Regions from separate parts of the Mus musculus genome. Here all the other regions are linked to region 1. A link is a loop called in an ENCODE intact Hi-C map of the cell type or tissue named here. Cell type or tissue: gastrocnemius. All regions are shown on one strand.

Evidence for each region. Hi-C counts contacts between places; a loop is a spot of excess contacts. Peaks named below come from ENCODE experiments on the same cell type or tissue, not always from the same donor. Only the 100,000 strongest peaks of a DNase experiment are listed, where the experiment ranks them.
Region 2: a loop joins it to region 1, with 7 times the contacts of the local background. A loop is called at or near these places in 3 of 42 quality-filtered maps.
Region 3: it touches region 1 in a loop (4-fold over the local background); 17 of 42 quality-filtered maps call a loop at or near these places.

Annotation. Positions count from the first base shown.
Region 1 is chr10:118,864,264-118,872,263 of GRCm38, reverse strand. Dyrk2 (dual-specificity tyrosine-(Y)-phosphorylation regulated kinase 2) reads left to right here and starts at 3,361. Exons shown (of 3, transcript NM_001014390.2): 1 at 3,361-3,543; 2 at 3,966-4,114. The coding sequence starts at 3,495. It overlaps Gm40777 (a long non-coding RNA gene), which reads right to left and starts at 487. Exons shown (of 3, transcript XR_872090.1): 1 at 1-487. In gastrocnemius, no CTCF peak of the experiment used is centred here; DNase peaks (open chromatin) are centred at 4,037, 4,183, 4,501, 4,797 and 4 more places; H3K4me3 peaks cover 5,914 bases; H3K27ac peaks cover 5,804 bases.
Region 2 is chr10:118,634,166-118,642,165 of GRCm38, reverse strand. No RefSeq gene overlaps it. Among named protein-coding and RNA genes, the nearest start is that of Gm33337, 78 kb to the left of the region's middle. In gastrocnemius, a CTCF peak has its summit at 4,233; DNase peaks (open chromatin) are centred at 1,230, 1,655, 1,939, 2,865 and 2 more places; H3K4me3 peaks cover 852 bases; H3K27ac peaks cover 2,057 bases.
Region 3 is chr10:118,589,706-118,597,705 of GRCm38, reverse strand. No RefSeq gene overlaps it. Among named protein-coding and RNA genes, the nearest start is that of Ifngas1, 37 kb to the right of the region's middle. In gastrocnemius, no CTCF peak of the experiment used is centred here; DNase peaks (open chromatin) are centred at 1,308 and 4,884; H3K4me3 peaks cover 245 bases; H3K27ac peaks cover 389 bases.

The sequences.
Region 1 (8,000 bases):
TGGTAACACTCTAGCTGGACCTATATGAGGCCTTGGGTTCCATGCCTAGCATGTGGAAGAAATCTCATGGAAGATGACTACTAACTTGTGGTGGAATGTCTTAGGAAGAGCCAGCGATAGAGGCTGACTTCATTGTCCTCGGGCCTTTCGATCTCTGCCTAGTAGTGTTTGCTTATCCAATCTACTGGTAACCAGTGGGCAAGAGAACAGTTGCTGCTGTCTCAGGCTCCTGCAGTAGGGAGTGGGTGGAAGAGTAGAGAGTGGGTTTGAGAGACAGGGAATGTCTTTAGTTTGTAATCCATGTGTTTGTTAAAGGTGACTTTTCTTGTCTGTTTTAGGCGCTCCTTGAAAACTTAGACCATGTCTCACATTTACATGGTTTCTAATATCTCATAGTGTTTATTTAGTTCAATGAGAATTGAAATGTACACGCACGTGTGCATTTGTGTATGTGTTAGAGAGACAGAGAGTCAGAGAGGGACAGAGACAGAGGAGAGTCAGAGAGAGAGAGAGAGAGAGAGAGACACAGAGAGAGACAGAGACAGAGACAGAGAGAGACAGAGACAGAGAGACAGAGAGAGACAGAGAGCTGTGATCTTCCATCTTCCAAACCCTGGGTTTGAAAGACAGAACAGGGAGAGGGAACAGACACTACCTTCAGGACATGACATAGCCATTGCACACAAGAACTCACAGGAGCCATGTCACCATTGCAAGATGAAACCAAACAGTCAGCAACCTGACAGAGCTAGTTAGACCCAGTGGGCTCTAGAAAACCAAAGCACAATGAAAAGGTCAAGAAGGAGGGGGAGGAGGGGGGAGGGGGGAGGGGAAGGGGAGAAAGATGTTGGCAGTTGCTGGAGGCTGGGGGTGGGGTCATGAGAGAGAGTTGGGATAGGGTGTGGGAGAGGGGAGTGGGCAGAGAGAGTTGGGGGTAGATATGATCAATATATAGTTTGCATTATGAAATTGTCATAGAGTAAAAGGTATTTTATCTAAAGTTCACTAAATGAGACACATACCCTTTTCTTTAATTAAAGCAAATAATTTTCTTTGTAAAAAAAGTGTTCATTTTCCCTTATTTTTATTCTATTAATATTATTAATTTGGAAACAGAGCTAGAATGTACCTGTACTATTAGTATTCTTATTTATGATTTTTCTTATTATTTATTTAATTTTGAAGCAATGGTATTTGAAATAAGTTGATACTGGAATTGATATTTAAGAACAGTATTCTTTTCAAACATCAGTCGTATGGAGTATTCAAAAAATAAGATGGGAAGGAGATAATTGTTTAGAAAGAGTAAGGGGGAAAACTGCCTGAATTTTCTTGAAAGCGCACAGGCTGCGAGCATAGCAATAGCGAGACCACTCCGAGGATCTCAGATACATTGTAGCCATGTAGCTGCTCCTTAGTATCCCCTTTCTGTTGGTTAATTCTGAATGCTACTCCAGCCTTCCCGAGTGAGTTTGCAGGCGATAAGCGCAGGGAGGGATTTCTTGCTAGGGGCAATTTAGGTCATGGCATGAGCCGATTATTAATATTGTACCGTGGCCCTATTTTCTTGTAAAAGGACCCCCAAACGGAAGGAAATTAGTCTGTCTCTGTCTCTCTGTGTGTCTCTGCCTGTCTGCTTGCCTCTCTCCTCTCTGTCTGTCTCTGTCTCTCATTCTCTTCGAGGGTGGAGTGTGCCCTCCTCTTATTACTCTGTAGGCGCCCTAGAGGGTCACACTGTAATGTGGGCCGGTCCCTTTGGCATTTGGATAAAGCTGAGGTGATCTTTGTAGGAGGTTGCTATGACAATTTGCAAACAGCAGAGCCCACAGAACAGCAGGAGGTAGCTCCCTCTGGACTGAAGTCTGCTCTAGCTGGGGCCAGCACTCTCGGGGACCTGGGGACAGACACAATGAACAGGACAGTAAAAAATGGACCCGGGACTCCAGGAGCACTTCAGAAATTAGGCACCTCCCAGGAAGGAAGTGCATGCCTGGATGCGGTCCAACTTTCTTCCCTATCTGCTGGGATTTTTTGAAGCTTTCCCTCCACACCTGGCTGTCCAAGTGGACAAAGGTGCACAAGTGTGCCACGCGCGACAAAGCATAAGGTGTGCGACGACAGAGAAGAAAATTTTTGTTCTTTCTGGGAAACAGAGGCTATAGACCACAAATGAAAAGGGCGGGGAAATTCTCCACGTGTCTGGGAAGGGAAAGGGAAAAGGAATCTTTTCCTCCGAGGATGTGAGGAATCAGAGGTGTCGCACCAGTGCAGCAGAGAGCTGAAAGGAAGGTGTGTCTGTCTCAGTGGCCGCGCCGCGCCGGGGAAAGGCTTGGAGTTGTAAGGAAATGGGAGGTGTCTCTGATGTTTATTTTTGCCTAGCAACCCACAGCCAACTGCTACCTCAGCTGCGGTCCACAGGCGCCTGTCTGCCTCCCCTTGTCCTAGCGACTGGAGGGCAGCGGTCACTCGGTGTCAGTGAATCAGGGAGGGCGTGCGTGGCTGAAATGAAGGTGGAAGGGCAGCCCCTTCCTTCGTCCATGCTTGGGTCACCAGGCTCAGCCGCAGTCCCTCCTCGGAGCCTGACTTTCCGAGGTGACCCTCATACAACTAAGTTCTCTCCATGATAAACTGGGGAGAGGGGCTGGCTGGGCCACTGGGACAGGGACAGGGACTAGGGTCGGGGCCAGGGGTGGGGGGCCGCAGTATTGTCTGGGAGCAGCCATTAGGAGCGGTGTTTAGGGGCGTGATGGAAGAGGGAGTGGTCTCTGCAGCAATTTCGGGAGGAGGCCGGCCGCGGTAGGTTGCGCGGTAGTGCCGGGAGGGGCGTCGCAGGGGCGAGGGGGACCCGGGTAGAGGGCAGATGGCCGTAGGGGAGGCACAGGGCGAGCCGGAGTCGCAGTTTTCCTGGGAGCGGAGGGCGGCTCTGCGGAAGATCGGAGGGGGTGGGACTCCCGGGGTGGCGGGTGGGGGTGGGGTGGCCGCCAGCCTGTGTGGCTGGGGCCGGGGGTGGGGGGTGGGGGGAGTCCGGGGCGGGGCCTCGGCGGGGGCGGGGCTGGCCTTCTCGGGCGCGAGCCGCGGGGGCGAGCGTGTGTGCGAGTGTGCGCGGACGCGCGCGGGCCCGGGAGGAGGCTCCCGAGCGAGTGGGTCCCGGCGGCCGCAACCCGCTCCCCGCGGCCCCGATGTGAGGGAGTCGGGGAGGCCAGCGGTGCGGCAGGGGAGGGCGAGGCATGTGCACGGGCCGGGGGGTACAGCAGCCGCCCGAGGACGAGGGGGACGGCGGCGGCGAGGAGGAGAGCGGGGGGCTCGCGGCGGCGGGTCCGGGCCGAGGGGATGCAGCGGACTGCGTGTGTCTGGCTGTAGCGGGAGCGAGGCGGCGACGAGGCGCGGGTGACCCGCGTGAGGGGCGACCAGGAGGCGGCGGCGGCGGCGGCGAGGAGTAGCGGCGGGACCGGCGGCGAGGGCAGCACTGCCATGCACGTTCCTCTCCCGCGGCCATGTTAACCAGGAAACCTTCGGCCGCCGCTCCCGCCGCCTACCCGACCGGTAAGGGCCCCGGGACCCTGTCGGCGGCGTGGGGCGCGGGCTGCGCGCGTTGGTGCCCCGGGATCCCCGAACCCGGCGGGTCGAGCGAGGGCCATCCGGAGCGCGACCCCGCCGCTGCGCCTTCTCGGTGGCCCGCCCTCCCCTCCCCCGGCCCGGCGACGTGGGCTCCGGAGCTCCGGCCCAGCACTGCTCCCCGCCGGGTCGCGAACTTAACTTTGCAGCTGGCGGGTGCGCGCTGGGGAGTCGCGTCCCGACCCCCCTTGTTTCCCGCACGCCGCCGGCTTTTCCCGGGCCGGGTGTCTCCTTCCATCTTCTCCCTAGAAGAGGGGGTTCGCTGCCCACCGGGGCGGGGGCGGGGGGTCTGGGTGGCTCTCTTCCCCCACCCTGACCCTCTTTTGTCTCCTCCCGCGCGTGGCTCCCAGGCCGAGGAGGGGACACCGCCGTTCGCCAGCTTCAGGCTTCCCCGGGGATCGGCGCGGGGGCTCCCCGAAGCGGAGTGGGGACCGGCCCGCCCTCCCCCATCGCCCTGCCGCCTCTCCGGGCCAGCAACGCTACCACTACAGCCCACACGGTGAGACCTGGCTTCGGGTGGGCGCCAGGCAGACCCCTGGCTTGTTGGGTTCCGACTGTGGGAAGAGAGGGCCGAATCTCCACGCCCCTAGCAGGGGCCTGTCCTCGACGCCGCCCTCTGCAACTTGGGCGAGCCCCGAGCTGCTGCCACAAAGGAGATTCGTGGCGTGGGCCCCTTGCTTCCCTCTGGTGCTCGCCCACCCCAGGCTCCTTTTCCTGGGAACTTCCTCCTTGCGCCCCCTCCCCCTTTTTTCATCTCTGCTTCTCAGAGCTCCCTTCCCCCCCGACCCGGTAAACATCTACTCCCAACCCCAGGGGTAGTGGATATTTATAGAAACGTATGTGTTAGGGGACAGCTAGCCTACCCTGCCCGGAAAATCGATCCCCCAAAGAGCCTCCGAGGCCTGGCTCCAGCCAGCAGGGAGCACCCGCCAATTGTCCCCCGCGTGTGTAAGCATGTTTTATGAGAGCTACAGGTTTGAGCACAGCAGAAATTGTAATTAACATTAACAAAAATAAGAGCTACAGCAGTAGTCAAAACAAAACAACCCCCCCCCCCCCGCAGGATTCTCAACGTGGATATTGCTCAAAAGGAAAGACTGGGCTTTGCTTTGTAGGTGGCAAAGGAAGGGCACCTGACAAGGGCTGTCCCTTGAGTCCCTGGGGAGGAGAGCGGAGCCTGGGACTGGTAGCTGTAGAGACTGGCAAGCTGGATGTGACTTCAGAATGTACCTTTCCTCGGCTCCCAGCGATGGCCTTTGGATGGTGACCTGGAGCCTAGAGGAGGTGTGCGCTTGCAGAAGGTGGTGGTTTCAAAGGTCTCTTTCCCAAAGGCTCTCTGGGAGCGTGAGCAACCTAGGATGGTTTCTATGTGAGGTTGCTTGCAGGGCATAGGATTTTGTTACCAAGTGAAAGTTGGTTGAGAGCACCCACCCATGGTTTGTGGCCTGCAGGGAGCATCTCTGGGGGAGGGGGGTGGGGAATCATGTGTGACTGAAACTTGCTTATCACAGGAGATGAGAAGAAGGTGGACTTTAGTTGTTTGTAATGGAGACATATAAGAGAGGTAGATAATCTCATAGACATGTTTTGTTATTCTCTCTGTTTTTCTTGTGGGTCTATCCTAGGGGCTGGACATACACAGAATTAACTCATCTGGGTTGTACTGTTGCTGGGAAAGAGAGCCTGCAGTTAGTAGGGATGTGATTGCCACAAGGGCATCCTACAAAGGAACAGCCATTGGTTTTAGAGGTTTGGATTTTTTGTGGTTTTGGCTGGTTTTGAATCATCTGACAGTTTGGAAAATACAGCGTCCATCCCCCTCCCCCCAGCTCCCCCTCCCCCATGTGTTGGTGTGCTCATGTTACATGGTGTGAACTGGAAAAGAAATAATTCAGTTTGCCTCTGGTTTCCCAGTTTTTGTAAGGATGGCCTTAGCCTGATCAGAACTTCTTTGCGGTTGAAATATGTCATGGAACCGGGTGAAGGAGAAGTTGTCACTAGCAGAATAGCCTGTGTGGCATCAGAGAGGAAAGGCCATGAAGGCGATTTCGGGATAGACGCCTGTGCTTTGTGACCTGTGTGTGACATGGCTGTTTGTAGTTGAAGGGTGAACTTCGGCTACTCTGCATCCTTGGATGCTCCGTTTTGAAAGTGAAGCTTTGTATTTCAAATGTTACTTTCGACTTGGTTTGTGTAACATTGCAGGTTTCCCAGATCAGGCATTAAGGAGCACAGAGTTGATCTGGCTCCTCTGTGTGTTTACCTGAGGAGGCAGACTCCACAGGTTAACTGAGCTGTCAGGAGTCCAGAGGCAACTCTGATGTGTATTGCCGAGTCACACACCCTCCCGAGTCTTCGTTTAATGTACTATTTGGGACTACTAGTTCTGGGAACCAGTATTAGCTTAATTATAAATACTAGAACCTTTACAGATCCAGAGTCCCAATATTCCACATTTTCAAAAGTGTTTATGTGTTTGTTTCTGGAGCAGTTACCCCTGGGAGGAACTGTGGAGGAATGGCAGAGGGAGAAAGAAAGGGCAGGAAGAAAAATGAGCAGAGCAGGGGGGCCCTTTCTCCCTTAAACACATGACAGGATTATGAACTTTGGAATTTCCCATGGTAGTTTGCTTTCTTTTTTTTGTATGACGTTTATTGTATACTAGAGCAATTTAGTTTGGGTCAGCTTGTCCTAAAAGTAAAACCAATAAATATCTCAATTCTCATTGGCTTTAAAAAATAATAATAATATATGGGCGATGATAAAATTTTTGAAAACTTTTAATTTCTATAGATTCCAAGATATTGGTATATATCCTTATAACTTTTAATGCTTAAATTATTCATCAGTGATTTTATTTTTTAACCTCCACGGTTTTCTTCCCATAACAGCACACATCATTTCTAAGATGATTTGGGGAGGCTTTAAAACTCCCAGAAGTCTTAGCACGAGGAGCATCTGTTGCTTGCCATTTTGGTATCGCGAGAGGGTGATGAAGTGGCAGACTTCTTAGCCTTTGTTGTCGGATAGAATTTTCAATACTAAAACATTGCATGTTCCCAGGAGGGCTTTATGGGTCTCTCCACGTTAATGCATGCATTTCTGGGGAGTTGGACCATCACCTTTAGTTAGTGTCAGCTTGTATTCTTGAATGTGACCCATTGTAGTATTTTAGCAAATAGGGCCAACCCATGGTCGCTGACTTCAAGAGGCTGAGGTGAGAGTGAAGAGTTTTCAGTGTTCTTATGTTTATGATCTGGTCCTGGCTTGTCTGGCCTTTCTGGGTGCCCCTCCCCCTAGTCCTCCATGTGTCAGTTTTGTGCATTTGATTTTGGTTGGGATTTCAGGCTTCTTCTTCTTCCTGGAAACTTCAAGTAAATATCTTTAACTCCTGGAATGTGTAAGGCTCTGGGGTGTTGTTAAGATGTCTACCTCAGGTACTTTTTAACCAGCTGTCCTTTGCCTCGGAGGCACAGCGAGATCTTGTGACTTGGGCCTCTTGGGATATTTCCCAACTCCCTCAGTGTTGACTTCATGTTTTCTTTTGAAGATGCAAACACCATCGCTGAAGAATGACTCTGAGAGACATTTCTTGATGTGCGCGCTTCTAGCCGGGAGGTATTCATTAAATTCCCACTGTGGACCTGAGTTTATGTTGTCGAGGGCTTAAAAATTAGAGGTGACCCTCTCCTGTAATTTCTCAGCAGCTGGATATATAGGTGTGATTTTTTTTTTGTCAAACCAGAGTGAAATGAAGCTGTGAATGGTACTGTAGGTGTGGGGTGGGGGGAGGGGGAATTGAATAATCAGAGGACATGAGAGCCCTGGGTTTTGAAGAATGAATAGGAGTTTATCATATGAACATTGGTAAGAAGGCGATTCCAAGTCTGAAAAGGGCTGTGGTCATAGCTGGCACTGCTCAGGACTATACCCAACACTTTCCACGTGTAACCCCTCTAATCTCCCTAATATCCCTAATGAGGTAGCTTGGGACCTTTTTATACACAAGGACACTGCAGTTCTGAGAGATTAAGTAAACAGCCCAGGGTCACACAGTAACTGTGGGCACTGCACTCACTTGACGGGTGAAAATCTCTGGGCTCTTAGAAAACTGTTTCCATCAACAAGAGAGGGTGTGAAAATGCACAGGATCCCTGGGTCTTGGGAGTTCAGCCTTGTTCCTCTGAGATGGATAGATCAGACTTGGAAGAGCTCAGGCCAGATGCGTTCTTACTGCAGGCATTGGCTCTGGTGGTGGGATGTAGCCGTGGGCCACAAGAAAAGCAAGGGCAGTGTCAGACAGACAGCGTGTGCATGCCAACTCTAGAAAAGACTATGGAGAAGGATTTGAAGAGTTTAGGCTATGAAGCAGGGTGCGTCTGGGC
Region 2 (8,000 bases), 230 kb after region 1:
GTGTGTGTGTATGTGCATGTGTGTGTATGTGTCTGTATGTGTATGTGTGTGTCTGTCTGTGTGTGTATGTGTGTATATATGAGTATGTGTGTGTATGTGTGTATGTATATGTGTGTGTATATATGTATGTGTGTATGTATGTATATGTCTGTGCATGTGTGTATGTGTATGTACATATATGTGTGTATATGTGTGTATTTGTGTGTATGTGTCTGTATCTGTGTGTGTATATGTGTATATGTGTGTGTATGTATGTGTGTGTGTATTACGTGTGTATGTGTATGCATGTATATGTGTGTATGTGTGTGTATATGCATGTATGCATATGTGTGTATATGTGTGTGTGTGTGCATGTGTGTGTATGTGTGTATATGTGTGTATGCCTATGTGTGTATGTGTGTGTATGTGTGTGTGTGTGTGTGTGTGTGTGTGTGTGTGTGCGCGCATGCATCGTGTCATCTTTCTCTGAGGATCTGATTTGATTCTCAGCTAGTACCTTTTCCACTGCACTGCTTCACAAAGCTCAGGGGCTCCAGTCTGCTATGTGTGCCCAGGCTCTGTAAAGGCAGGGAACATCTCTGAGACCTTTGCATTTCTGTGGTCTGTGCCCAGGCAGGGTTCCCTGCTTCTGATCCCCTGAAGACTGAAGGAAGAGCTACCTGGATCCTATCCCTGCTACTTTAACAAGCCTACTTGGCCACCAGAAGGGAGTGGACACATTGCATGCTATCACCATTTAATCTTAGCATGAAAATTCAATTACCTAGTCTCAAGATTCAATTTGGGAGGGGGACAAAACACCCCAAAGACACAAGGTGACCTGTCTGGGTGGTATGACCTAGCCCACAAGCCAGATAATGATGCCCTTCTGTCAGCTGGGCCCCAGGAGCTGCAGCCCGGAGGGAGAGGAGCCCAGCCCTGACAGATGGCAGCAGAGGCTGGGCTGATTATGAAGCTCATCCAGCCCGAGCCTTTATTTCATCCCCAGCACCAAGGTCCCTTCTGAACACAGGCTGTTTACTTAAAAGACACACACGCCTGCTTCTGTTCATCTGATTCACAGTATCAAAATGAACGTGGACAGCCGTCAGATGGTTTTTTCTCTTTTTCTACTAACGATTCAATTCTGCCTCTTGTTAAGGAAATTCATAATCCATTTTGCCCCATAATTATTTTGTGTAAGTGGGAAATCAAATCGGAAGTGGCGGGAGAGAGAGAATGCCAGGAAAAGAAATTCAAATCGGAGTGGCTTCTTGGCTAACGCTATTTCTCTGCGAGAGTAATTCAGACTTTTGTATAGACCCACTTGGAAAAAAAAAAAAAGAGGCAGCAACCAAATTGGGCAAGCGGGTGGTTTCCAGAAAAGAAAACAGATGCAACTCAGAAGCTTGGTTCTTGGTTTTGCTTTTCTGTGGGAGAAACCTCAGCTCCCCCTCTAGCAGAAATAAATAAGTGGCTTCAGGATTTGTCCCCAAAGTGAACTTCACACCCGTGCTATATGTAAACACTTCAGACCAGAGGGGGTGAATGCCCAGTGGCACGTGAACAAAGAAGTCCCCAGGAAGAAAAGCAACATCGGAAAATGATCCCAACCTCTGCCACTCAAAACACCAGGGAGGAAAAATGTCACCCCAGGCAGCAGCTGTGAATGACAGCATGCCCCAGATCTCACTCAGGGTCCCTTCTGGCCAGGTCTTATGCTGTTTGGAAAAGTGACAGGGGTTATATTTTTGTCACCCAGCTGTTGCTTTTTGTCTTAGTAGGCAAGAAGCTGTGATGGCTTCTTGGCGACCCAAGGTTGACTTATTTAGAACTGTGTGCAGTGGCTGATGGAGGAAGGGCTCCAAGCAGGTGCTCTCAGCAGACGCGCATTCTGGAAAAAGCAAGGGCGTGGGCCAAGGTACCAAGTGAAATGCCATCTCATTAGTCAAGGCAAGGCCCTGCCTGCTGGCTGCCTGTCTTGAGAGACTTGTATGGTGGCTTCCCCCACCCCTTTTTTGGCATAGCCTAGGATAACAGCTTTCCCACATTTGAAGGTTGCAGAGGGGGAGGGGAGGGTGACTAGAAGGAAAGCAATTTTTTTCTTTGTTATTCTCCAGTTGGTGGATTATACCTGGCCATAAAAGCAACGTGGTTTAGAGTAGAGGGTCCTGTTATGTCTGTAATCCTAGCACTCAAAAGGCTGAGGCAGGAGGATCCCTGGGAGTTTGAAATCAGCGTGAGCTACATAGTAAGTTGCAGGCCATACTGGGCTATCACTCAAAAGCAAACACACACACACACACACACACACACACACACACACACACGCACGAAGAGGGAAACAGAGGTGGAGATAAAGATGAAGGTGAAGCCGGAGGGGGAAGAAAGGGGGAAGGGGAGAGGGAAAGAAGAGGAGGAAGAAAAGGGGGAAAGGGAGAAAGGGAGAAACTAAGAAGGGAGAGAAAGGGGAGGGGGGAAAAGGAGAGGGACAGGGATCGGGACAGGGAGAAAGAGAGAGATCTAGAGCCCAGGACAGGGAACCCAGAAACTCAATTTTAGCCTTAACTTTGTCACTAATGAAATTACTTTAGATAGGTTACGTATTTATGCCTTTGAATGCCCATTTCTGACAGCATAAAGCAAGATAGTTGTAATAGAGAATACCTACTATGTTCATGTGTTCTGAGATGAAGAAACCTTTTCTAATTCCAGGCCTATTCATGTGGACCCTCGTGTGTGTGTGTGTGTGTGTGTGTGTGTGTGTGTGTATCCATGTGCACATAAGCAGAAGTCAAAGCTAGCTGTCAACTGACTTCCTCTATAGCTCTCTACCTTACTCTTGGACACAAAGTCTCTTACTGTCCCCGGAAGGCACCATTCTGGCCATGCTGGCTCTCAGCAGCCCCAGGGATTCACCCACTTCCACCCCCACCCTCAGTGCTGGGGTTACAGCTATGCACAGTCATGCTTCGGTTTTAGTGAAGGCTGGGGATCCGAAGTCAGGCTCAGTGCTGAGACTTGGATTTATTAATCTCAGGGCCTCCAAAAGATTGTGCATTTTAAATTATCTTGTCCTCAAGCAAACTGGCTTCACTCAAGGCTGAATGGAGAACCTGAGTGAGATGCTGAGGTGACTCTCTGTACCTCATATGACTGTGGCATAATCCCTTCCCGAAACAACTGCTCCGAGAAAGCCAACAAGCAATTCTGAGCATCAATCAGACAACGGGAGTCCAGCCACCACTGTCCAGTAGCGCTTACACGGAAACGGGCAATGTCATCACAGCCTGAAACTCTAGCCAGTTTCTGATCACAGAAGTCGCAGCTAACGTGACTGAAGGATGAACTTGAGAAGATTTCTTTTTTTGGTTCAAAATGTAAGCAGTCACGTCTACTCCTTCAGGACAGTACCAATCTCAGATTCTGCTCCAACAAGGCAACCTGGGGTGAACTACGGTGAAATGAAAAGCAGGCCTTTTGTCTACCCTCCATTTCAATACTTTGGGACAACAACGAAACTGTGTGACTCCGATCCTTTCATCATTGAGGTAATATAGCGCTGTCTACTTCATAGCTGAAGCTATGAAGCTGAGCAACACATAGTTGCTGAGAAGACTGGTAAAGTCAACGTGTGGACTCCTTTGAGGAGAATCAAGTCGAAGATACCACATGGGATGGAGAATGGTTTCTTTTATACTCAGTACAAACTATGGTGATTCTGAGAACATACAATGAACTGGGGGCAGAGTGTTGTCATATGTGAGAAATTGAAGCTAAATAAACAAAAAGAGGCCAAACCACAAGGTCAAAGAAGATGGAACAGAAGATGGGAAAAGACAAGACACAGGGTCAATGAGAGGCTGGCAGACAGATCTTTCAGGTTGATATACATTCATCATGAGAGAGATGTGGACACAGGTCAATTGTGAATACTAATAAACAGGAGAATCATGTAATCATAACAAACAGAAGAACTCACAGAGTTGTAATAGTACTGGACGCAGGTTACATTTGAAGCAAAGAGTTTTGTTTTGGCTCCCAGTACGGGAAGGTAAAATCCAAGACTGATTGGGACGTGACTATACGCTTCTGGTGAAGAAAACCTTTCATGACACAAACAGCCACCAGAGCAAATACTCATACTTCAAGCCAAGAAATAGAGAAAACCTGAGTCCCCTGTCCCACTAGAGAGTGCACTCATCATTTAAGCTCCTTCCACTGGGGTCCAGAATATTCAATACCACCACCCTGTGGACCAAATCTTCACATGTGCATTGGAAGGACACGGGAAAACCAAAGTGCTTGCATTAGGGACACTTTTCACTCATCCAGCTGCCTTCTAGAAAGATCTCTTCAGAAATGAATCCAAGGAGGGACCAGGGAATGTGAAAGAACAGACGTTTTCTGTAGTCATTTGGATGGCTCAGTGCAGACAGGAGGAGAAGCGTTGGCTATTTGGAGGGGCCCCCACCAGTCACCGTAAGTTAACTTTCTATGTACACACTAGTGGAATTGAAGGTAGACTTGGTAAAGAGGCACTGGGAACCCATCAGGATAAGAGAGGCAGCAAGTGTCTGGGGAGACAGTACATCTGGGGCTGGATGGCTTTGGGCTTGGTTTAGCATAAGATCTCTTGGTATAAGAAAGGAAGGGAGCAAGAGGAAAACAAGAACATCCTGAAACCTTCTAACATCCAAACTGACAGTGTCCCTGCCCTTTGCTTGTTTTGCCCAGGACCAGAAAAGAATAGCTCTGGGTCTGCCTTGGTTCAAAGTCAAACGTCTGCCAGTTGGTAGCAATGACTTCGTTGAGCAATGAACTCTTTTAACCACATTTTCCATGATGGGTCTAATAGCTCAATCCTCGAGGGAGTGGGTATAATAATGTATGTACAGAATAACACAATCACTAAAGCACAGGAAACACTAAAAATAAAAGTAACTCTTATTAAATATTATATACCATTGGATTCAGTGGAAAAGCCATTCATCCCTAGGTGACATCAGGCATTGCAATAGAAGCACTTTTGTTTATAAATCAATTTTCTTTAATTTTACTTTTGGAATTATAAAAAAATATAAATTCCAAAAAGTCCTTGATTTCTTTCTTTATTCCTTCCTTGACCAAGGTATCACTGAGAAGAGTTTTGTTCAGTTTCCACTTGAATGTTGGATTTCTATTATTTATTTTGTTATTGAAGATCAGCCTTAGTCCATGGTGATCTGATAGGATGCATGGGATAATTTCAATATTTTTGTATATGTTGAGGCTTGTTTTGTGGCCAATTATGTGGTCAATTTTGGAGAAGGTACCATGAGGTGTTGAGAAGAAGGTATATCCTTTTGTTTTAGGATAAAATGTTCTGTAGACATCTGTTAGATCCATTTGTTTCATAACTTCTGTTAGTTTCACTGTGTCTCTGTTTAGTTTCTGTTTCCATGGACCTGGAGGGCATCATCCTAAGTGAGGTAACCCAATCACAAAGGAACTCACACAATATGTACTCACTGATAAGTGGATATTAGCCCAGAAACTTAGGATACCCAAGATATAAGATACAATTTGCTAAACGCATGAAACTCAAGAAGAACGAAGACCAAAGTGTGGACACTTTGCCCCTTCTTAGAAATGGGAACAAAACACCCATGGAAGAAGTTACAGAGACAAAGTTTGGAGCTGTGACGAAAGGATGGACCATCTAGAAACTGCCATATCCGGGGATCCATCCCATAATCAGCTTCCAAACGCTGATACCATTGCACACACTAGCAAGATTTTGCTGAAAGGACCCAGATATAGCTGTCTCTTGTGAGACTATGCCGGGGCCTAGCAAACACAGAAGTGGATGCTCACAGTCAGCTATTGGATGGATCACAGGGCCCCCAATGGAAGAGCTAGAGAAAGTACCCAAGGAGCTAAAGGGATCTGCAACCCTATAGGTGGAACAACATTATGAACTAACCAGTACCTCGGAGCTCTTGACTCTAGCTGCATATGTATCAAAAGATGGCCTAGTCGGCCATCACTGGAAAGAGAGGCCCATTGGACTTGCAAACTTTATATGCCCCAGTACAGGGGAATGCCAGGGCCAAAAAGTGGGAGTAGGTGGGTAGGGGAGTGGGGGGGGGAGGGTATGGGGGACTTTTGGGATAGCATTGGAAATGTAAATGAGGAAAATACCTAATAAAAATATTTTAAAAATATAAATACTGCTTTCATCTATTAATTCACCATTAATTTACATTTCTCTGAATTTTTAAATTATGATTTTTAAAAATAAACCGTATTGAAGTTCAATTGACACACCCAAAATTACCCATTTTAGGTGGACAAGAGGGTAATAACAAGATGTTCCATTTTAAGTATGGTGATTAGGGAGAGTCACACCAATGAGGTGATACTTGGAAGACCTTGTGGTGGTCTGAATGAGAGTGATCCCAATGTGTGCATATATCTAAGGACTTCATTCCCAGTTGGAGGAACTGTTTGGGAAGGACTAGGAGGTGTGATCTCATTAAAGGAAGTGTGTCACGAGGGTTGGGCTTTGAGATTTCAAAAGTTCATGCTCTTCCCTGTTTATTTTCTCTGCCTCCGAGTTGTCTCACAAGATGTGAGCTCTCAGTGTCCACCCCAGTGCCACACCTGCCTGCTTGCTGCAGTGCTTTCCACCATGACAGTCATGGACTCGAGACCTCTGGAGCTGTAAGTCCAAACTAAACTCTTTCTTCTGTAAGTTACCTTGGTCACGCTCTCTAATCAGAACAGCAAAAAAAAAAAAAAAAAAAAAAAAACTAAGAGAGACAGGACTAGAATTCCAGGCAGAGATTAGAAAGTAAAAGGTCCCGAGGTAAAAGCATGCACATACTACACTCCTGTTTGAGGAAACTCTGAGTGGGCAGTGCCATTGAAGAATAAGAAGACAGGACATAAGAAATCAACATAGAGAGGGAATAGAACAGCGTTCAAGTTTATAAAAGACAGTTATGATGTTTTTTATGATGTTTTTGTTTGGGTGGGTTTTGTTGTTGTTGTTGTTGGTGGTGGTGGTGGTGGTGGTGGTGGTGGTGTGTGTGTGTGTGTGTGTGTGTTTGTGTGTGTGTGTTACAGGAAAAAAATCAGTGTTAGGGCTTGAGTACAGCAGTGAACAATGAGGTTTATATTCGTAAATATCAGTTAGTTGTGACATGGTTTCAATATGAAACTGTCCCCCTAAGTCTCATGTGTTAGAGGACTGGTTCTGAACAGATACTATTATTTTGGAAGGTTCTAGAAATTTTAGTAGATTGGGCATAGTTGGAGAAACTGAATCTCCAAGTATGTGGTCCCTTATTTATGCCTGACTTCTTTTTGGATCAGCCCTTCTTCTTGTCTGACATGAGGCAAACAGCCTCCTTCACCCACAGACTCTTGTCACCACAGGGTTCTACTCAAGCACACAGAACCAAGAGATCATGGATTGAACCCTTGGAAACCATAAGACAAAAGAAGCTATCTCCTTTAAACTGTTCCCTCAGGAACATCAGTCATTGCTATGCCAAAGCAGCTAAGTCTGGCTGTCTTGAGAAGAGGCGCCCGAAGGGTCAAGACCAGTAGGGATATGGCACAGTCACAGTGGAGACTCAGACCAGCAAGGACGTTACAGAGTTGGTGAGAACTTGCTAGGTCATGGGGCTATTTGCCAATAACTTGAGATGAGCTTTAAAAGAAAAAGGACCAAGGAAGACTCATAGGATACTTGTCTGAGTAACCATCAAGCAGTCAGTCTACTTGAGAAGATAGTGGGGGTGGGGCAAAACTGGAGGGCTTCCATTTGTTTGAGGAGTTTATTAAAAGCTCAACTTCAAACCCAAGAGTATCCCCGCTTGTACTGCTATATTGGAAAACATTTTGTAATAAAGGAGAGCAATACAGATTCCCAGCAGGGCCATGAGTGGAGCATATACAAACCTTTAGGATTCTTGGAACAGAAGAGCTGCAAATCCAAGCACATTTGCTGAAAAGCCTGCTAAGGTGAAAGA
Region 3 (8,000 bases), 270 kb after region 1:
CAGCTAGAGTCAAGAGCTCCGAGGTACTGGTTAGTTCATAATGTTGTTCCACCTATAGGGTTGCAGATCCCTTTAGCTCCTTGGGTACTTTCTCTAGCTCCTCCATTGGGAGCCCTGTGATCCATCCAATAGCTGACTGTGAGCATCCACTTCTGTGTTTGCTAGGCCCCGGCATAGTCTCACAAGAGACAGCTACATCTGGGTCCTTTCGATAAAATCTTGCTAGTGTATGCAATGGTGTCAGCGTTTGGATGCTGATTATGGGATGGATCCCCGGATATGGCAGTCTCTACATGGTCCATCCTTTCGTCTCAGCTCCAAACTTTGTCTCTGTAACTCCTTCCATGGGTGTTTTGTTCCCACTTCTAAGGAGGGGCATAGTGTCCACACTTCAGTCTTCATTTTTCTTGAGTTTCATGAGTCGCCCGACACCCGCAAGGGCCCACACAGGATTCCCCACGGGATCCTAAGACCTCTGGTGAGTGGAACACAGCGTCTGTCTGTTTTTCAAGCATCAACTATTGGGCAGGCTTTCGTTATTGAAAAGGATAAGCCCTGCTTCTGCATATATCGGGGTCCTTGAATTCAATTCCAAACTCATTTACGGTGCCATTGAGCTCTAACAATGAACACTTACCAAATGTGTATGAAAATCCACTTACCAAATACTGTCTTGTAAATGTCTCCCTAGCAATATTCAGTAGCTAGTAGCTATCCCCTGAGCTACTCAGAGAAGGGGGCAGGGGAAAAGAAGCCTTCATTGAGCCAGTCAGTGACTCCCATGTCAGGCCAGTGAATTGGTTGCCCCTGGAGCACAGGGTAAGCAGCCCTGTACAGTTAGTCCCAAGGGTCTTATAAGTAACTACCAAGGCTGATCCAACCAGGCCTGGGGTTGGCCTCACTGCTCGAGGTCAGCAGGAAGTGGAGCTCTTCCGGAAGTTCACCCTGGTTGTATCTGAAATTGTCCTTTGGCAAAACTGAAAGATTTCAAGTGTAGAATGAAAGGCTTCATCCATTTTCTTCTCAGCTCTTGGCTAAGTCCCAGCTGCCCATTTGCACAAGGAGTGATTTTGTGCGAACAGAATTGAATGTGTTACCTCAGCAAAGTGATTGTTTCAAAGAGCCTTCCCCTCCCCCATCTCTGTTTAAAGTGTACCGGGAAGAACTCCCTAACATCAGCTAAGAGGTGCAGGAGTGTTGCAGTGTAGCTTTGTCTGCAGCTGATTTGGAACTGTCCGCATTTGCTTTCTGATACAGGGCTGCCAAGAAGGGACCCAAGGGCTGGACGAAGAGGAATGAGCTTGTCAGTAGCAGATAGCCAGCGCCTTTTTTGCTTCATCCCTGCCAAGGGAGCCACCAGCAGCCAGTTCAGAGAACACCTCGCGAGGGAATCCCGTGCGCCTTTCCTTTTCATTGGAATGACTTAAAGAGTCCTCTTCTGGGAAGAGGAATTTGAAAGATTGAACTCCCTGGGACTAAGATAAGCTAGGTGTCCTCAAAAGAGCAAGCAGCGAGCTAGCAGCCTGGACGGGGAAGTACGTTGCTGTCTCCAGTCTTAGAGGTGTGGCCTGGTGAGGGTTCGCGGAACAGAACTTCAGTTGTGAGTGTTGTTTTCTGTTGTAACCTATGAGCATTGTCAACACAGCAGTGCCGGGTAATGTTCATCTCCTCACGTCTCCTAAAATGGAATATTTGTTAGCAGATCAGAAAAAAAGCATTAGTAACTATAGCATGCTTTATAGATTAACTATGGTCAACTTTTTTCTCAGACCTTTCAAATTGCTCATATAATTAATTGTCCTTGAACCGGGGTCACGTGGAAACCTCAATAAAAGCACAAAGCCTTCTCCTTCCAGGTAGTTGTAATCTCGTAGGTTTTAAGAAGAATCTGTGTTTTATCATTCTTACAGATAATTTTGACGTAGGCCAAACTTTGCTACTGACTGGGTTAGAGGCACCCGAAGATAGTCATTTTGATTTGTTCTAATAACTTTATCCATTAGATTAAAAGGGAGGGGACACCAACCGGTTATCTAACACCAAATCTTCAGCTCTGAAACTATCCAAACATAGACGAGACATGCTATATTTGGAAGTATAGATGTATGTATATATACATTGTTTGTGTAATAACAATTAATCTTAAATGGGGGCCATGAATTTGAAAGAGAGCAAGGAGGGCTATATGAAGAGGTTTGGGGGAGAAAGGGGATGGGGGAAATGATATAATTATATTGTAATATCAGAAAGAAAAGTAAAAGAACTAGAAGATATGCCTGAACAGCGAATCAGTTTTACAAATCTTACTTGTGCATATATGAGTGCATGTATGGGCCTGTGTATGGGTGTGTGTTATGAGTGTGTGTGTGAGTACATTCATGAGTGTGTGTATGAGTGTATATGGGTGTGTGTATGAATGCATATATGAGTATGCATATGTGTGTGGGGGCCTGTGTATTGGTGTGTGTATGAGTGTGTGTATAAGAGCACATATGAGTGTGTGTGTATGAGTGTGTATGAGTGGATGTATGAGTGTGTGTATGGGTGTGTGTATGAGTATATGTGTATGTATGAGTGTATATGCATTTGTGTATGTATGTGTATGAGTGTATATGGGTGTTTGTATGGTGTGTGTGTGGGTATGTATGAGTGTGTGCATGGGTGTGTGTTTGGGTGTTTGTATGGTGTATGTATGAGTGTGTGTGTGAGTATGTGTATATGTGTGTATGAGTGTGTGTATGGGCATGGGTATGAATGTGTATGGGTGTACGTGTATGAGTGTTTAGGGGTGTGTGTATGAGTGTATAGGGTTGTGTGCATGAGTGCATGTATGGAGATGTGTATGAGTGTTTAGGAGTGTGTGCATGGGTGTGTGTTTGGGTGTTTGTATGGTGTATGTATGAGTGTGTGTGTGAGTATGTGTATATGTGTGCATGAGTGTGTGTATAGGCATGGGTATGAATGTGTATGGGTGTATGTGTATGAGTGTTTAGGGGTGTGTGTATGGGTGTATGGTTTGTGTGCATGTATGGAGATGTGTATGAGTGTGTGCATGAGTGCATGTATGAGTGTGTATATGAATATATGTAGGAGTGCATTATGGGTGCATGTATGGGCACATGTATGGGCGTGTGTATAAGTGTGTATGGGGGGTCAGCTCTCAGAAGTCTGACCTCTCGTTTCACCATGGGTCTCAGGGATCGAGCTCAGGCCGTCAGGCTTATGCAGCAAACGATTTTACCCAGTGAGTCCCTTGGCCAGCCTACAAACCTTCCCTTTAAACATAGAGATGTAGACACACCTTGTGTCCCTTCAGGATCCCATTTGGCTAAGTCATGAAGTAGAAACTTGAAAACCTAACTCTGCAGATGTTAGAGTCTAGGTTTGAAGTGCCACAATCCTGTAAAACCCTGCCTGGAAACCAAATCCTTGCTCTCTCATGGCGACCAAGTTTTCTTTGGTTCCTAGCTTTTAACAAAAGAACTCGAGATTTGAAGCCCTTCTAATTAATTGTCCATTTCTTGAGGGATGGAGCCTGTCCTATGAACACCTCCTCCCTCCTCTAGCAACACAGTAACAGCTTTGCAATAAGCACTATATAAATGTATCTTAATTTTCACTAGTTTGTAAATTTCTAATTTATACTCATTTTTAAAAATTAAGGACGCCGATGAAATGTAAATGTAATTACTGTTAACAGTTTGAAAGACTGGTGTGTATTTGCAAGTGTATTAAACTCTTTGGGAAAAAAAGATGTTTTCTAATCTCAAGTTATTTCTCTCAGGGTTGGGAAAATGCTGCAATTTGCTTCGAAATAGACTCCCAAGTGTTGATTTAGCATCTTTCATAAATACAATCCCCACGCCTCTGCTGTGTAACTGCTTGTAAATAGATTGGCAATGGATGTATAATAAACAGCTCTCTTTACAAACATCTGAAGACACCATTCAAATACACCAACACACGAGACAAAACTACACATCAGTTTGGTGAATACTTAATTATCCTTCCTAAGTACCTACTACTATGAGACACAAATACTTTGCTTCCTGCTGACATAACATGAAGCCATGGGAGGCAGGAGGCCAGCAACGGTGCCCTGACTGGCCAGAGCCTTCAGGAATATAAGAACAATAATCAGTGTGCCAGCAGCAACCCAACTGAGCAAGGGCTTCTACAGTGGTCTCTGTCCTTCATGAAGTCACAGTCTAGAGAAGTCAGAGGCACTGAAAGTCATTTGTTGTAAAAGCTGGGAAAGGCCACATAGCTATGTATTGGAAAGAGAGAGAGAGAGAGAGAGAGAGAGAGAGAGAGAACTGCCTGTGGTCAGGCTTAAGAGACCAGAAATATTTTGAAGAATAAGCAAGGAGTTCACCCAACAATGACTCTGTAGGCAGGGGTTCGGTCTACTGAGCTGGGTTTTCAGATAGTTCAGGATACCTCAGCGTGTGCTCTGAAACAGCTCAACAAGAAAACATATGTGCCAATGAAGGACTGAGCAGAGGAGCCAGTCTCAGCAGAAGCCAAGAGTCCAGTCAATACTCTTAGACCATATAAAATCTCGTTCCGCTCATGGAAATACAGGCAGCAGGGTGCCCCGCTTAATAGAACAGAGGGATGGAAGCATCCATAAAATAAGATTTATTCATTTTCCCTAGTAAGGGCCGAACCTCTTTGTGTGTTCTTGTTAATTTATAAACTTTCCAATTCATAGTCCAAGGACCCATCCCGCTGTTTTCAAATAACCGTTAGAGATAATCTTCGGGGTTTTATTTAGACCATATGACCTTAATTTTTATTTCTGCTTCACTCAGCGCAATGCTACTTATTTGCTGAAGTCCTAAATTAGACATCCAATTAGATTACTTACCGACACCTAGTGGCGAAGATCGGAACTGAGGGCTATTGCAAAGGTGGCCCTTGTGTGTCTAGCCATCCCACGTTGGTCCAAGGTAGCGTTGGCATTTCAGTTTCTCTCTTTTCACCCATCTCATCCTAATGATGCTCAAGTTAATCCACACCGGCCTTTTGGCTTTAAAAATACAACTTTATAGAGAAATGAGGCCAAAGGAGAAAAAGAAAGGACAAGAGAATTGATCGTCTGCGGGTTAGATCCACTTAGAAGACAAAGTCAACAATGGGGCTTTAAAAATTATTTATCAGGCATATCCATACCAAGAAACAGACTGAAAGGTAAACTGCTCGATTGATACTTAAATTCTATCTTTTCCACTTATATTTTGTTTTGTTTTGTTTTTGTTTGTTTGTTTTGTTTCATTTCAGAGACAGGGTTTCTCTGTGTCTTGGAACGCAAACTATAGACCAGGCTGGCTTCTAACTCAGAGATCCACAAGCCTCTGCCTCCCAAGTGCCCGGATTAAAGGTGTGCACCATCACACCTGGCTAGATTTGAAAGATTAGAGTGAGCATGTTTAAGGTAACTGAAAGCCAAGACGTAGCTAAGTTTAGATTTTGTTTAAAGAGACCGTGCGGCTGTCATCTAGTGTGAAGAATCTTTCTAGTTTCTCAATTTCTGATCCCTCCAACACTCACCTATTTGCTTTATGATGTCTACTTGTTTTTCCTGCTAAAGACATCAACTGAGATGGGAGCATTAATCTACAAGTTAGAGTGTTCTGAAAAAGAGGCCGAGGACTTGCTCTCCCAGCATGATGGTCTTAACAATCCACCTAACCAACCAAAGAAGCAAAACCATAAAGGAAAGTGGCAGTTAAGCCATGTTATTAATTAATTAATTAACTATGTAAAACAAAACAGCAAACTCACTAGGAGATGCTGGGGGACCTTTCACACCTTAGAGTCGGAAGCCATCTTAGACAAACACCACCCATGAGTCTGGGGAAAACACAAAATAAAAACAATACGGAGAAGCAGGATTCTACATAAAAGCCAAAACAGATGTTGGGAGCTACAGACAAGAGAGCCCTAATCCTCAACAGGAGTTGGTTTGCCAACATTGTATAATCCAGCACATTCACCAAGACATGGCGTTCACCACATATGGGCTGAGCCCCTTTAAGACCCAAGCTCTGCTGGGCGGTCATTCAAAACAAAAAAAGCTACTTGCTCCTTGGAGGTAGATTCCATAGGTAGTGGTGTGACACAGTGGTTGGGATTCTTAGGTCCAAATACGAGAACTTTAAGAGAACCCTTTCATCCCTGAGTCTAGCCAGCTCCCTTGCAAGTGTTCTTTCCTATGTCTGAACTGCCAGCATATATATATATATATATATATACACACACACACACACACACACACACACACACACACACACACACACATACACACACACACATATATATATATATACACATACACATATACACACAAACACACATATACACATACACGTACATATACATACACACACATACACACATATACACATATACATGTACACACATATATGCATATGCGCATATACACATACATATACCCATATACACACATATATACATATATAAACATACATGTATACACATATAAACATATATATACATATACACATATATACGTATATACATACATATACATATACACACATATACATATACATAAACATGCATGTATACACATATATACACACATATATACATCCTATACATATACAACTACATATACATGTACATATACATATAGTCTTTGACTACCAGTCCCGTCGATTTCGCTATCAGCTGAGAGTTTAGTAAGCACCATGCTAATGCGTGTTTCAGGGAAGAAGCAATTAGTAGGATGCAGGTCCTCCCCTCTACCTGCTCACCATCTCAAGAAGAAGAAAAAAACAAGCACGGAATGAAATTCTTATAATGTTTTCTAGTGAATGGCATGCCAGAGGAGACTCGGGATTCTGAGGAGCACAAAGTAGGTGATGCTTGGGAGAACTATTGTGGATCCTTAAACCTATACAAAGGTTCTTGTTCTAGCAGCACCACATAGTGCTGCTGCCAAACTATAGATGTAGCAAAGTCCTGCCTTGTCTGGCCTCAGTGGGAGAGGGTGAGCCTAATCCTGTAGAGACTTGATGCCCCAGGGAAGGGGGATGCCTGGGAGGGAGGGGAGCACCTTCTCAGAAGTGAAGGGGGTGGGATAAGGTGAAGAACTCTGGGAGGGGGACGAGAGGGGGGCAACATTTGGGATGTAAATTAACAAAATAATTAATTTAAATATAATAAAAAGCTTCACACATATATTTCTTTAATGTATTATACTTGATGTCATATGTTTTAACATTACAAATATCTGTAAATTATTAGCAGACCACAAATTTGTCTTTTAAATTTTTTTGCTCACTGAACATAATCAGGTAATTTGACATTAAGTTGTCTTAGGGTTTTACTGCTGTGAACAGACACCATGACCAAGGCAACTCTTATAAGGACAACATTTCATTGGGGCTGGCTTGCAGGTTCAGAGGTTCAGTCCATTATCATCAAAGTGGGAACATGGCAGCATCCAGGCAGGCATGGTTCAGGAGAAGCTGAGAGTTCTACATCTTATCTGAAGGCTGCCAGCAGAATACTGGCTACCAGGCAGCTAGGACTAGAGAGGGTCTTAAATCCCACACCCACAGTGACACTTTCTCCAAAAAGGCCACACCTCTTAATAGTGCTACTCCTTGGGCCAAGCATATTCAAACCATGAAGTAGATGAAATTTTAACTTGAAGTCAATTTGCCTTGTTTATTTTTTCGAATATTGTAGAAAAACTGCCATTGATTGCTTTCTTCTATGTGAGTATACTATCTATGCTTCAGACATATTATAAATTAAACAATGACAATTAGCTTTGGGTTGATGTTTAAAAGCCCTGCTTTCAATTAGTGCATATCCCAATTAAAAAACGGGCAAATTATTTATTAAACATCTTTGTGGTCTTACAAGTGTGATCAAATCCTAAAGCAAAAAACACACCTTCAACTATATAGATGTTCCATATCAACCCTTGAATCTCTTCACCAGAGAGAGAGAATACAGTTTTC